3 separate regions of the Mus musculus genome follow, and all the other regions are linked to region 3. The links are chromatin contacts, found by Hi-C or POLR2A ChIA-PET in ENCODE. All regions are on one chromosome and are shown on one strand. The core of a region is the stretch at or near the end of the contact, and the rest is flanking DNA. Distances in the headings are between cores, read along the strand shown.

The links. Hi-C counts contacts between places; a loop is a spot of excess contacts on that map. ChIA-PET counts read pairs that join two places held with the same protein, here RNA polymerase II (POLR2A).
Region 1: POLR2A ChIA-PET joins it to region 3 with 14 read pairs in Patski. The contact joins the promoter of Gsto1 here to the promoter of Sfr1 in region 3. POLR2A ChIA-PET finds 5 or more read pairs at or near these places in 2 of 5 experiments (Patski and embryonic stem cell).
Region 2: POLR2A ChIA-PET joins it to region 3 with 12 read pairs in Patski. The contact joins the promoter of Cfap43 here to the promoter of Sfr1 in region 3. A Hi-C loop is called at or near these places in 2 of 37 maps with a recorded cell type or tissue (both left cerebral cortex). POLR2A ChIA-PET finds 5 or more read pairs at or near these places in 2 of 5 experiments (Patski and embryonic stem cell).

Annotation. Positions count from the first base shown.
Region 1 is chr19:47,853,509-47,857,413 of GRCm38, reverse strand. Gsto1 (glutathione S-transferase omega 1) reads right to left here and starts at 2,441. Exons shown (of 6, transcript NM_010362.3): 1 at 2,292-2,441; 2 at 2,091-2,199. The coding sequence starts at 2,325. It overlaps Gm30021 (predicted gene, 30021), which reads left to right and starts at 2,498. Exons shown (of 2, transcript NR_166768.1): 1 at 2,498-2,763.
Region 2 is chr19:47,835,792-47,839,361 of GRCm38, reverse strand. It overlaps Cfap43 (cilia and flagella associated protein 43), which reads left to right and starts at 2,001. Exons shown (of 38, transcript NM_027559.2): 1 at 2,001-2,147; 2 at 3,545-3,570. The coding sequence starts at 2,035.
Region 3 is chr19:47,729,543-47,733,220 of GRCm38, reverse strand. It overlaps Sfr1 (SWI5 dependent recombination repair 1), which reads right to left and starts at 1,465. Exons shown (of 4, transcript NM_026377.2): 1 at 1,400-1,465; 2 at 233-591. The coding sequence starts at 1,412.

The DNA of each region.
Region 1 (3,905 bases), core at 1,192-3,691, 120 kb before region 3:
GACAAAGCCTCATTTCATTTTGATTCAGTTCGAAAGGAGTTGAACTGACTCAACTGAATACATTTTGCTAATATGAATTTTGAAATCCTTGTTTACAAGGATATTTTTTAATCCTAAAAAAATCTCATAAAATGAACCATGTTGAATCCACATGTTTTGGTATGTTTTCTTTAAAAAGGTTTCTAAATCATAAAAAGTATGAGACTGGACAGACAGTCTAAGGGCACTTGCTCTTGCAGAGGATTGGGTTCAGTTCCCAGGACCCACGTCAGAGGTCATAACTCCAGTTTCTGGGGACCCAATGCCCTCTTTTGCTCTGTGGCATCCCGCAAGCACATAAACTCATGCACAGGTGCACACACATGAACATAAAAATAATTTTTAAAAAGTATACAAAGTAAATTAAAAAAAGAAAGAATCCATTGGAGTCCGGCTAAATGCAGATTGTAACTGCGTATGCCTTGTATCCTGCAGAGACTGTAGGAGACAGGAAAGCATTCTAATCCTTAAAGCGATGTCCGAAGAACTCAAATCAGGCACAGTGTCCACTAGGAGAGACCACTCAAAAGTAAGCCATCCCAACACGTCTGACTTCCCGGGTCTTCACCCACAACAAATCAGATTTAGCTTATGGATTTCAATGCATAATCCCTCACAAGAACAAATAGCCAGTGTGAACACTGGTGTGTGTGTGTGTGTGTGTGTGTGTGTGTGTGTATGCAAGCATGTTAAAAGGTTTACAGAATAATGAACATACAAACCACCTGTCATGGGAAAGACAAAAGCCCTTGCCATAGAATAGTGTCCATCTCTGAGAATTATATTTTGAAAATGGAAGGCAATTCCTGGGCTCTGGAGATCAAGAAGACAAGTGAATGCTGGAAGCGTGGCATTTTGAGCCAACACTCAGCACAGCTGAGCCCACAGGCTGGAGGATGCTCCTTACACAGAGTGTGCAACACACATGCCCTGTGTAAGGCGCTACTGCCCCAGGCAAAGTTTCCTGGTTTAAAATCGGTCTGTGAATAACGAGTAGTAATAGACACTATCTGAAGGAACCCCTCTCCCCGTAAGGGCCCCCACCCCTGTTATGGTAAAGTAATTTCAATGTTGCTTGGGAAATCCTGGTGCGAAATATAATTCTTTTCCACACTGAGTTTCAGTAGGAAACACATCACACAAGGCATTGTGCCCTGTTCTTGGACTCTCTCGTTGTATTAGAACAATAAATATCTTTTATTTTTTTCAATTCAGTTTGAGTTTCTTTGTTAGAGTGAAAGTTCCAACTAATATAGAAAAATTGCTTTTTAAGAAAAAAAAATACGTTCTTGTGTTCAAAACCAAATCTCCTATCCAAATGAAATTAAAATCGTTACAAAGTGACAATTAATTTTCAAATACTTCCTTAGGTTACATATTTTAACATTTAGGGAAAAGAACTGCCTGCCTAGCCAATTCTCCCCATGGACTAAAAGTCGTTTACGAATTGTAACTGCATACATGAACTTTTTCTTAAGGGTGAGCTTCCAAACAGAAGGTGTCTAATAATTGTTCAAAAGATCCCCCAAGACATTGGAAGGGAAATGGTCCAACGAACATGGTATCGGGAAAAGCCAAGAGACTCACCAACTGTAGATAACCCGTAGGTCAAAGACTGTTTGGATATGGAGGCTTTGCAAAGGCTTGACTCTGACACTTCCTTGTGTTTACAACCTAAATGACTGTGCACACGGCTCAGAACTCTGCTAGGCGGGTGACCTTTGTGCAACAGCGAAGCAAGCCTCTAGTTCACCAAGAATCCCAGGACCCGAGCTGAGACAGCCACCCCAGGGTTCCGCAATCTAGTGTAAACCACCAACCTCACCGTGGGGGGGTGGGGAGGGGAAACACGCTTTTTTTGAGCCCCAGACTGCTTAAACAGGCTGCCCTAGAGCCCTGGAGTCCATGACAATTCTCCCCTTGAAAAGAGGGTGAGCAACTAAAGTCTCCTACAAAAGGCTGAGAATATTTCCCCCTGACCACAAAGCCAACGCCGCGAGGGGTTGAAGCCCAGCCGCCAGCGGCTCCGGAGCCATCGCCCTCGTCCTCACCGGATTCCCTTGGCCTTCAGGACCATCAGCGTCCTCTGAGCGAAGGGGCAGAACCTCATGCTGTAGACGCGGATCTGGCCCTCCGGGACCGGGCCGGGGGGCGCGCTTCCTGCAGGAGAGAGGAGACAGTCACGGCCCGGATCGCACAGGGATCCCGGGCATCCCCGGTACACGGTGCGTCCCCGACACCAGTAGCCTCACCCTTCCCCAGGCTCCTGGAGGATTCTCCCGACATCGCTGAGCCGCCGTGCAGGCCGAGAGCCACGCGGGTTCCGCTCCCGTTTGCGGGCGACTCTGGAAGCACGAGGTCTTGTACACTGTCCTAGAACTCAGCCCCGCCCAGACCGCGCCTCCTGGCCGGGAGCCGCCCCCGCCTTTAAAGGGAAAGCATCGGCCGCTGCGATCCTGGATCCTGATGCTGTGTGACGTTAACCGGTGGGCTCCCAGGTTCGCTGCGGAGGTAGTGCAAGGAGGAACAAAACCACAGAGACACACACCCCGCCTCCACACAAGGGGTCTTGTGGTTTCTTGTGTCATGTGATGACCACCTGGAGCCGGCCAAAGCAGAGATGCTCAGAAAGAGCCACCCCATCCCTCCAGGCCGAAGGTTTCCTGTCTGCCTTCACACAGGACTCTGGCCCTGACCTCCATACCTCCCACACCCACTCCACTGGTATGTGAGCTCTAGCTCTGCCCCCAAATTTCCAACATTCCAGAGGGGTCTAGGAGGTGGTCTAGCCACCTGGACGGTCTTTTCTTCTGTCAGTACTAGCTTACTATAAGCTGCCATCCCTATAGTCACCTACAGAGGCACATTTCGGCATATAGAAAAGAGCACACATCTGGATGTTATTAGCCTCCGGACGCAGTTGTGCTTTCAAAATTCCATCCATAAAACATTTGTCTGGAAGCCTAGAAAGAGCACACGCTGGTTTAAGCACAGTGGGCTGAGAAAATTTAGCCTTTTGAGTCCATAAGAAAAAAAAAAAAATCTGGCCAGAGGGCTTGCGAAAACTGCTGTCTTCTTATTCAGGCATGAGGAGAGTTTGCCTCCAGGATTCGCAAAGCTCATGGATAAAAGCTACTAACTCCGGGGCTATTTATGAAAGAGCATGCCTGGGTTTTGTTTCCAGCTCTATTATTGGAGAAGCAGAGAATGCCCTTGGAGCCAGCTCCAGTTTTGATCCTGGCTTCTCCCTGTGCTCACTAGAACTACGGAACAAAATGCCAAAGTGACTTAAATGACTCATACGTCTAACAATTGCGGCCAGGAAATGGCAGCACCCTAGCAGGCAGGGCTTGCTGTGGATGAACTAGCAAACATTAATTCTTCAAATAAAGAAAGGAAAATATACAGAAAACCACTGTGCTACGTTACTGGTGGCCATTATAGTAGGGATCATGCCTAAGTCCTAGCAGCTGAGAACATAGCCCTCAAACATCTGGGCATATATCTCTACTGGCCACAGTCAAACTGCCACGGGACTATATATTTTGTTGTAGCTGTAACCTGAAGAGATTAATCTGAGTCGACTATATTGCAAGAAGACGAAAAAATTAAAAACCCTAGTGACAAGAAATAGTTTTTAACCTTCTACGTAATGTTCACCTTCACTGCCCAGATGTGTCCACCCGATGCAGCAACCTTCTGTAACTTTTCAGAAGAATGATGGGTAATTTCATACTGTCCAATTTATAATCTATATTGACAGGATCAAATTCAGGTTGTTGAAGGTCTTATCAACTGCCTCGCAGATGGTGTTTTAATAAAAAACTTTTATTTCTATATGTTACGAATAGCTAAAATATCTGACT
Region 2 (3,570 bases), core at 752-3,251, 110 kb before region 3:
AACAGTTCTGCTACTCGGGAGGGAGGGGACGATTTCCAAAGTGTTACAGTTCTGCTCTAATGAAAGTGTTAGAGCTCTGCTCAGGTAGGGGTAAGTTTCCCCCAGCCAAAGCTCTATACTGAGAGGTATCCTGGCAACCCGGAGCCAAGGGGTACCACCAAGTCACACCACACAGCAAGCCTCACACAAGAGATTAACTGAGAGGTAAAACCTCGATGGACGATGGACAGTGGCTGCTTTTGCTCAGGCAATTTGAGCAGAAGGCGGGGCTTATATAAGATTTCTGGAGGTGCAGAGCTTTCCAGGATAGAGATTCCCAGGGTGGTGATTGGTGAGATATCAATTCCTGAGCTTGAATGAACTCAGGGATTGGTGGGTGTCCTTATTATGTAATTGGTGGGTTTTATCCTGCATTCGGAACGTTTGGTTCTCAGCTGCCAGACTCTGATTAGCTGGCTCTCCCTTCTCCTGACTCCATAGTTTCACGTCTTTCTGCTCTACCTCAGCATCATTCTTGTTATTAAACACTGATGCTGTGGATTATTGCTTCAAAGGTCTTCCTCTTTTTTCTCTCTCTCTTTAAAATCCCCCTTTCTTTAACCTACTTGAACACATCCATAGTTCATTACTGTAGGGTAAAAAGGGCAATAGAAAGAACACTATGACCCTGACTTGACCCCAAGACCAAGGCCAAGAAAAAGAATCCCACCAATCCCTAAGCTTGCCACAATATCAGACAAAAAAAAAAAAAAAATTCCACCAATCCCAGGCCACCCTGGAAAGCCCAGCAGCCATGAAACCCTACATAAAAACCCTACCTTATGCTCAGTTGACAGCTGCTTCTAGTCCAAGCATTGCATCCACCCTCCTGGGTTTCCCCTCCCAATAAATCTCTTGGGTGAGGTTTGTTGTAAAGTGTGACAAGGTGGTATTGCTTGGTTCCCAATTGCCAGGATACCTTTCCTATCAAAGCTGTAACATTTTCATTGGTGAAGCCCTGCCCTGCCACTGTAACAGTTACAGTGATGGAGTGAACATTCCCTAGACCAGGCTCAGCCATTTCCAACATATTATTTCCTTTCTTTCTTTTTCTTTCTTTCTTTCTTTCTTTCTTTCTTTCTTTCATCCTGTTTCTCTTCTTCTTCTTCTTCTTCTTCTTCTTCTTCTTCTTCTTCTTCTTCTTCTTCTTCTTCTTCTTCTTCTTTTCTCCTCCTCCTCCTCCTCCTCCTCCTCCTCCTCCTCTTCTTCTTCTTCTTCTTGTATAGAATAGAGTTTATTCAGGCCATGGGAAGGGGAGTTAATAGAGTAGTAAAGGCAGAGAGAGAGGGAGAGAGAGAGAGGAGGAGGAGGGGGAGGAGGAGGGGGAGGAGGAGGAGGGAAGGAGGAGGGGGAGGAGGAGAAGGAGGGAGAGGCTGGTGGGAGCGGGGAGGGAATGGGGAGCCCAACTTTTTTTTTTTTTTTTTTTTTTTTTTGGCCAGGTGGGAAGGAAGGAACTGGAAAAGGGGAAGAGAAACTCAGGGAAGAAAAAGGATTAGACAGGACAGAGGCAAGGGGCTAGGAGAGAAGAGCATAGCCTATCACCCACCAGATTACTTCAGTCTGCCTCCTTGCGCTCACAGAGGAGACACCTGAAGGGTTGTTAGGCAGCCATTGTGCCCCTCACCCTTTGGATTCTGACTTGGCTTTCTGCTCACTGGGTTCCGAGCAGGCTTAACCGGTGCAGGGAAATAAATGAAATATTTCCGGCGTATAGATAGGAGTAGCATGGCAGCATGCAGAATTAATAACCGTCTTGACACTTATTAATACTGAAACTATTTGCTGAGGCAGAAGCACTCCAGCATCCACGACCCAGGGTCCCACCGCTCGGCTTCGCTCGCCGCTCGCCCATAGGCGGCGCCCGCCAGCCAATGGGCGCGGGGTTCCCGGTCTCCAGGATACAGGTGTAAACAGTGGCATCTTCGCGGGCTTCTTAGCCTGACCCGGCCGGGCCAAGGAGTAACGGCCGCAGCCCCGGGTGCGCTGGGAGTCGGCATGTCGCAAGACCCGGAGCGCGACGACGTCACTGCCTCTGCCACTGCCTCTGCCTCAGCCTCAGCCCCTGCCTCTGCCTCTGCCCACTACTCCGGATCCTCCCTGTCGGTGAGGTGCGGCATCGCGGCCGCAAGGGGCTGGAGGGGGAAACCCTGCCAGGACCCCTGCCCCTCGAATCCTCCAAGCAAACTCGCTCTGCTTCTCACTCCCCACCCCCACCCCCGCAACTCCTCCCCACCCCCGGCTCCGACCCTGTGCAGCCTCTTCAGTTGGACCCCTCGGTCGGTCTCCTGACCAAATGACCAACCGGCCCTCAGTTTCCCACCTCACCACATTGCTCTCCTGCTAAGGGACCCTCACTTGTGTGCCCGGTATTCCTCTCCCCCACCTTCTGTTTTTGCATCCTCTTCCTGCCTCGGTGGTACTCAACCCCAGAGCTCCTGCAAACCCATTCAGCCCTCCTCTTCATCAGCGTCCTCTTAGGCGATTCCCTCCCTTCTAACTCCTTCCTTCTCACTCCGGATTCCTGTGCGCAGTTGCTGGGCCTTAGACATCTGGAAGAGCTAACTTTTCTGTCCCTCCACGTTCTGAAGGATGGCTTACAGTTCAGGGTCCCCTGTCACTGCTGTTCTGTGTCATGGGAGGAGATGGGGGACAGACTCGGAAAACATGTGCCCTTCACTCTCTTTCCTCCACTTTCAAACATATCTTTAATATTTAAATAAAATGGAATTTTCCTTATCTCAGACTTTCCTTCCACCATATACCTACCACACAATCCTCTCCTAAAATGGACCTCTCACGTTCTAACTCCTTTGCCCTCGTGTCTTCCTTGTCCTTATGTGGATTTTTAGGTCTAAAACAGAGCCGTGCATTCTTCATGTGTGTAAACTATAAGCAAGTCACGTACGTGGCTTACAACTATAGAGTGTGCTGTCTTACTCAAAGCGGTTTTAAATTTGTTTAGTTGATTTTTTTAAGTGATTTTGAGTTTAGTTTTTCAAAAAACAGTCAAGAGAAAAGAACCCTGGATACACTGTTTTCTACAATTTCCTTTCAACCTAGTGAGCCATGTCACAGGCCAGAGACCTATTGATCTTTGCATTTCTTTTATATATATAGAGAGATTTATTTATTTATTATTATGTATATGTGTATATGCGTATATACGTACACTGTTGCTGTCTTCAGACACAACAGAAGAGGGCATCAGATCTCATTACCGATGGTTGTGAGCCACCATTTGGCTGCTGGGAATTGAACTCAGAACCTCTGGAAGAGCAGTCAGTGCTCTTAACTGCTGAGTCATCTCTCCAGCCTTTGCATTGTTCTAGACCATCGGCTCACACTGGTTTCTCAGTGAGTCCCTGTGTTCCTCTGAAAGACTGGAGCAGAGAGGGAGTTAAAAATGAAGCGGATGTGTTTCAAAGACTGGGATGGCTTTCTAGGTGCTGTGTTGGAAAGGAAGTGAGCGTGGATCATACTGATGCTGATCTATCTTTTCTCAAAGATGGGTGCAAGGATTCCCTAGTCAGA
Region 3 (3,678 bases), core at 216-2,715:
CTTCCCCCTAAGAAATACTGTACAGATTCAAGTTTCCTTGGTTTGGAGCATCGCAGTAACCTCATAAGAAATTAAACAAAATGAACCGATTCAAGAAGAAAATCTTGGCAGTTAGAAAGGTATGAGCTACATATTAATTCACACTCCAGTAGCCTTAAAACTGGCACTATCAGAATACTCTGGAACAGAACAGATGGGGGTGGGGGATAGAGGACAACACAGATATCCATACTTGTTTTCCTGAACTATTCGAATGGGGTGATGGTGGATTCTCCCTGGGCTGAGGAGCGGCAGGTGAAGTCGGGGGTGATGGTGGATTCTCCCTGGGCTGAGGAGCGGCAGGTGAAGTCGGTGGTGATGGTGGATTCTCCCTGGGCTGAGGAGCGGCAGGTGAAGTCGGTGGTGATGGTGGATTCTCCCTGGTCTGAGGAACGGCAGGTGAAGTCGGTGGTGATGGTGGATTCTCACTGGTCTGAGGAGCGGCAGGTGAAGTCGGTGGTGATGGTGGATTCTCACTGGGCTGAGGAGCATCAGGTGAAGTCGATGCTGAATCTGATGAGTTTTCCATCTTGGAAGTGAACTCCTGATTTCCTTATCAAAAAGAAAAGACGCGAATGATAATCAAATTATCTCAAAACAGACCTCAATTTTTCTGAACAAAATTTTCTTCAGTGAACTAAACACCAAAAATAGTCAGCCATTTCTTCCAATTACATGTAGCTATAATTTATTCTAATTCTTCTCATATTTTCCATTTACCTCTCCACATGGGGAAGTAACCAAGTCCTGTTTCTTTCACGACAAATAAACCAGCTAGTATCTCACTGTCTTTCTTTTTTTCCCTTCAAAACACCCCCAAAAATTTGCGTTTCAGGAAGGGGAACTATAACTAGTCAAGAACTTTAATTTTTGTTATAATTTCGTAAATAAAAGCAATACAGCCTGAATCTTGACTCTTAAAAGCTTTGCGCCTAGAACCAAGAACGAGTCCCGAGGTGTCAGAAAGCAGCATCTGCCCCTTTGGGTTTACTATGGTCAAAGACTCCGCCCTCCTCCCCAGCCCCGTCCATCTTCTCCACAAAGCCCCGCCCACTCTCCCTCCCCCTTTCCCCTCCCTCCTCACCACAGAAAGCCCTCCCCCCGTCCCCGCACCCCACTCAGCTCCCCCTTTCCCCACCCCGTCCCCCCACCACAGAAAGCGCGCTCCCCCCAGCTCCCTTCTCTTCAGCAACCCCGTAGCCCTCCTCCTCCACTCCTCCGCCTCCCTCGCCACAGAAAGCCCTCTATCCCACAGAGCAGGAGGCCGAGCTCCCGCGACGCCGGAGAGAGCTTCTCCGTCAGATACCCAGACACCCGCAGGCCTGCCGCTCAGGCCAACCCCAGGGAGAAAGCTCAGTACCTTCCTCAGCCATGCTCACAGCGGCGACACACCGTACACACAGCCAGCGGAGCGCCCGCAGCCCACTGACCTCGCCCCGGGGGCGGAGCCTCACCGGAGAAGAGACGTACGATTGGCTAGCTTGGCCGGAGCAGGCGGATGTGCTCCGTACAGCTCCGACTGCGCGTGCGCGGCGGGCCGCGGGCCTGGGCCACGGGGCGGAGCGGGGCCTGGCGGGAGGCGGGCGCGGCTCGTGATTGGCAGGGCTGGCCGGCGCGCTCCAGGGCTCGGCTACGCGCGCGCGGCCGCCAGCCGTGGGGTGGCGTCCATGGAAAAAACGATGTTAGGCCCTTGGAGGGGCCTGAGGGGGGCGCGCTTCCGCTCGCCACTGCCTTTGGGAGTTGCGGTGCCAGCTGCCTTCCCGAGCAGCTTCCCTGGTGGGGTTGGGGGCGGGGTGGGTATCGTCAGGGTGGCGCGCCCGAGAGCACCGCCCTCTGGCAGCGCTCGCCCCCTGGCAGGCTCGGCTTTCCCCACCGCAAAGGCTTTTCCTCAGACGTGGCAGGGCCGGAAACCGCGGGGCCCGCTCGGCTCCCTGCTGGCTCGGAGTCTATGTGGGTGTCTCTGCATAAACAGTAGAGGGCATCCCCAGCCTGCCTTGCGGACTCGCCCCCTTATTTTGGTCTGTGCCCACCTCTGCTTGGCTTCACATGTTTTGGTCAAATCTGAGAAAAAAATAACCTAAGGAAGTGTATTATGGCGCAGAACAGGAAGCGGGGCGCGGTCGATCCGACAGGTTCGGACTAGAATTCAGATATTTGAGAACTAAACCCCTTGCTTGATCCTGCCCCCCCCCCCCCGAGGCCCCTTGCTAGACCCTGGCTCGACTCCTGGGGGTGCCCCTTGCTAGACTCTGGGGGGCCCCCGGGAGGCCCCTTGCTAGACCCTGGCTCGACTCCCGGGATGCCCCCTTGCTAGGCTCTGGGGGCCCCCAGGAGGCCCCTTGCTAGACTCTGGGAGGCTGCACGGCCTTCTAGTGTTCAGGATGTTCTGTTGCTATGCAACAGCAAAATGAACTAGCTTGGGTGGAGCCGTGGGTGTAGAGAAGTTGAGCTAACTTGTGAGTCACTGGGAAGTTTGTAATAAGGGACAGCTCTCTTTCCGAATATCTGCTAATAGTGGCTTTAAAGTAACCCGAAAGAACTGATTAGACTCCTAGGCGGTCAGTTAATAAATACAGAACCTAAAGGAACTTAATGAGGTGATTAGATCTGCAGATGTTGCAATTGCCTAGATTAGAGTCCTGGCACCACGGTTTCTTCTTTGGTTTGTTTTTGTTTTGTGCAATGGAGTGTAGTGTGGCCGTGGACCTCAGTTCGATGGCTTGGTAAATGAGAACAATATTCACCTCCTAGAGACAGGGAAATTCAATGATAATGTATGAGAGGCAGCTAGAATCATGCAAAACACCAAAGGAACATTTAGTCAAGCATATTCGTCATTCCCTAATTGACTTAAAGCAATGTCTCACAAGCTTTTATCCCTTACCTTTCCCAAAAGCACGGATTTTTAAAAGAGTGCTATGATAGCTAAAAGTCCACACAACTTAAGCCATAAATACCAGAAAACGTCAAGCCTTCACATGTGACCATTAATAAATTAATGTTCCACTCCTAAATGTTTAAGAAACAGCAAGAACAGAATTCATTACTTGGGGACAGGAGGTTGTTTTGTTTGATGGTTTTTTAAGACAGGGTTCCTCTGTAACTCCCCTGGTTGTTCTGGACCTTGCTTTGTAGCCCAGACTGGTCTGGAATTCACAGAAATCCTCCTGCCTCTGTCTCCCGAGTGCTGAGATTAAGGGGAAGGCAGTAGAATGCATGATTTTTATGGTACAAGTGTTACTCACCAACTCACAGATCAGTCTGTGAAATCATTTCTTCTCATTTTTTCCTTCCTATGAGTTCTCTCATTACAAAAAAGGGCAGACTTACCTGCCCTGACACTTGAAGCACAAAGCACACTTCATATTCAGGATGCCTTGAGGCGTAAGGGTGAGTTGTTTTTATAAGTCTAAAATCAGCTGCTCCCAAATTCTTTTGTTATTACAGCCTAATCTTAGAGCTATGCTTTTACTGACTACATAAAGGAAAACAACATCTTGCCTTGCAAATGTTCTGACTTGTTTTTATATGAAACTGATGTATTAAAATAAGACTGGCCAAGCTTTCCAAGGACCTCTGAACTAGCTCTCAGGAAAACCTGTTAGCTCGGAAATGTGTGTCTGTTGGCCATTCTCTCTT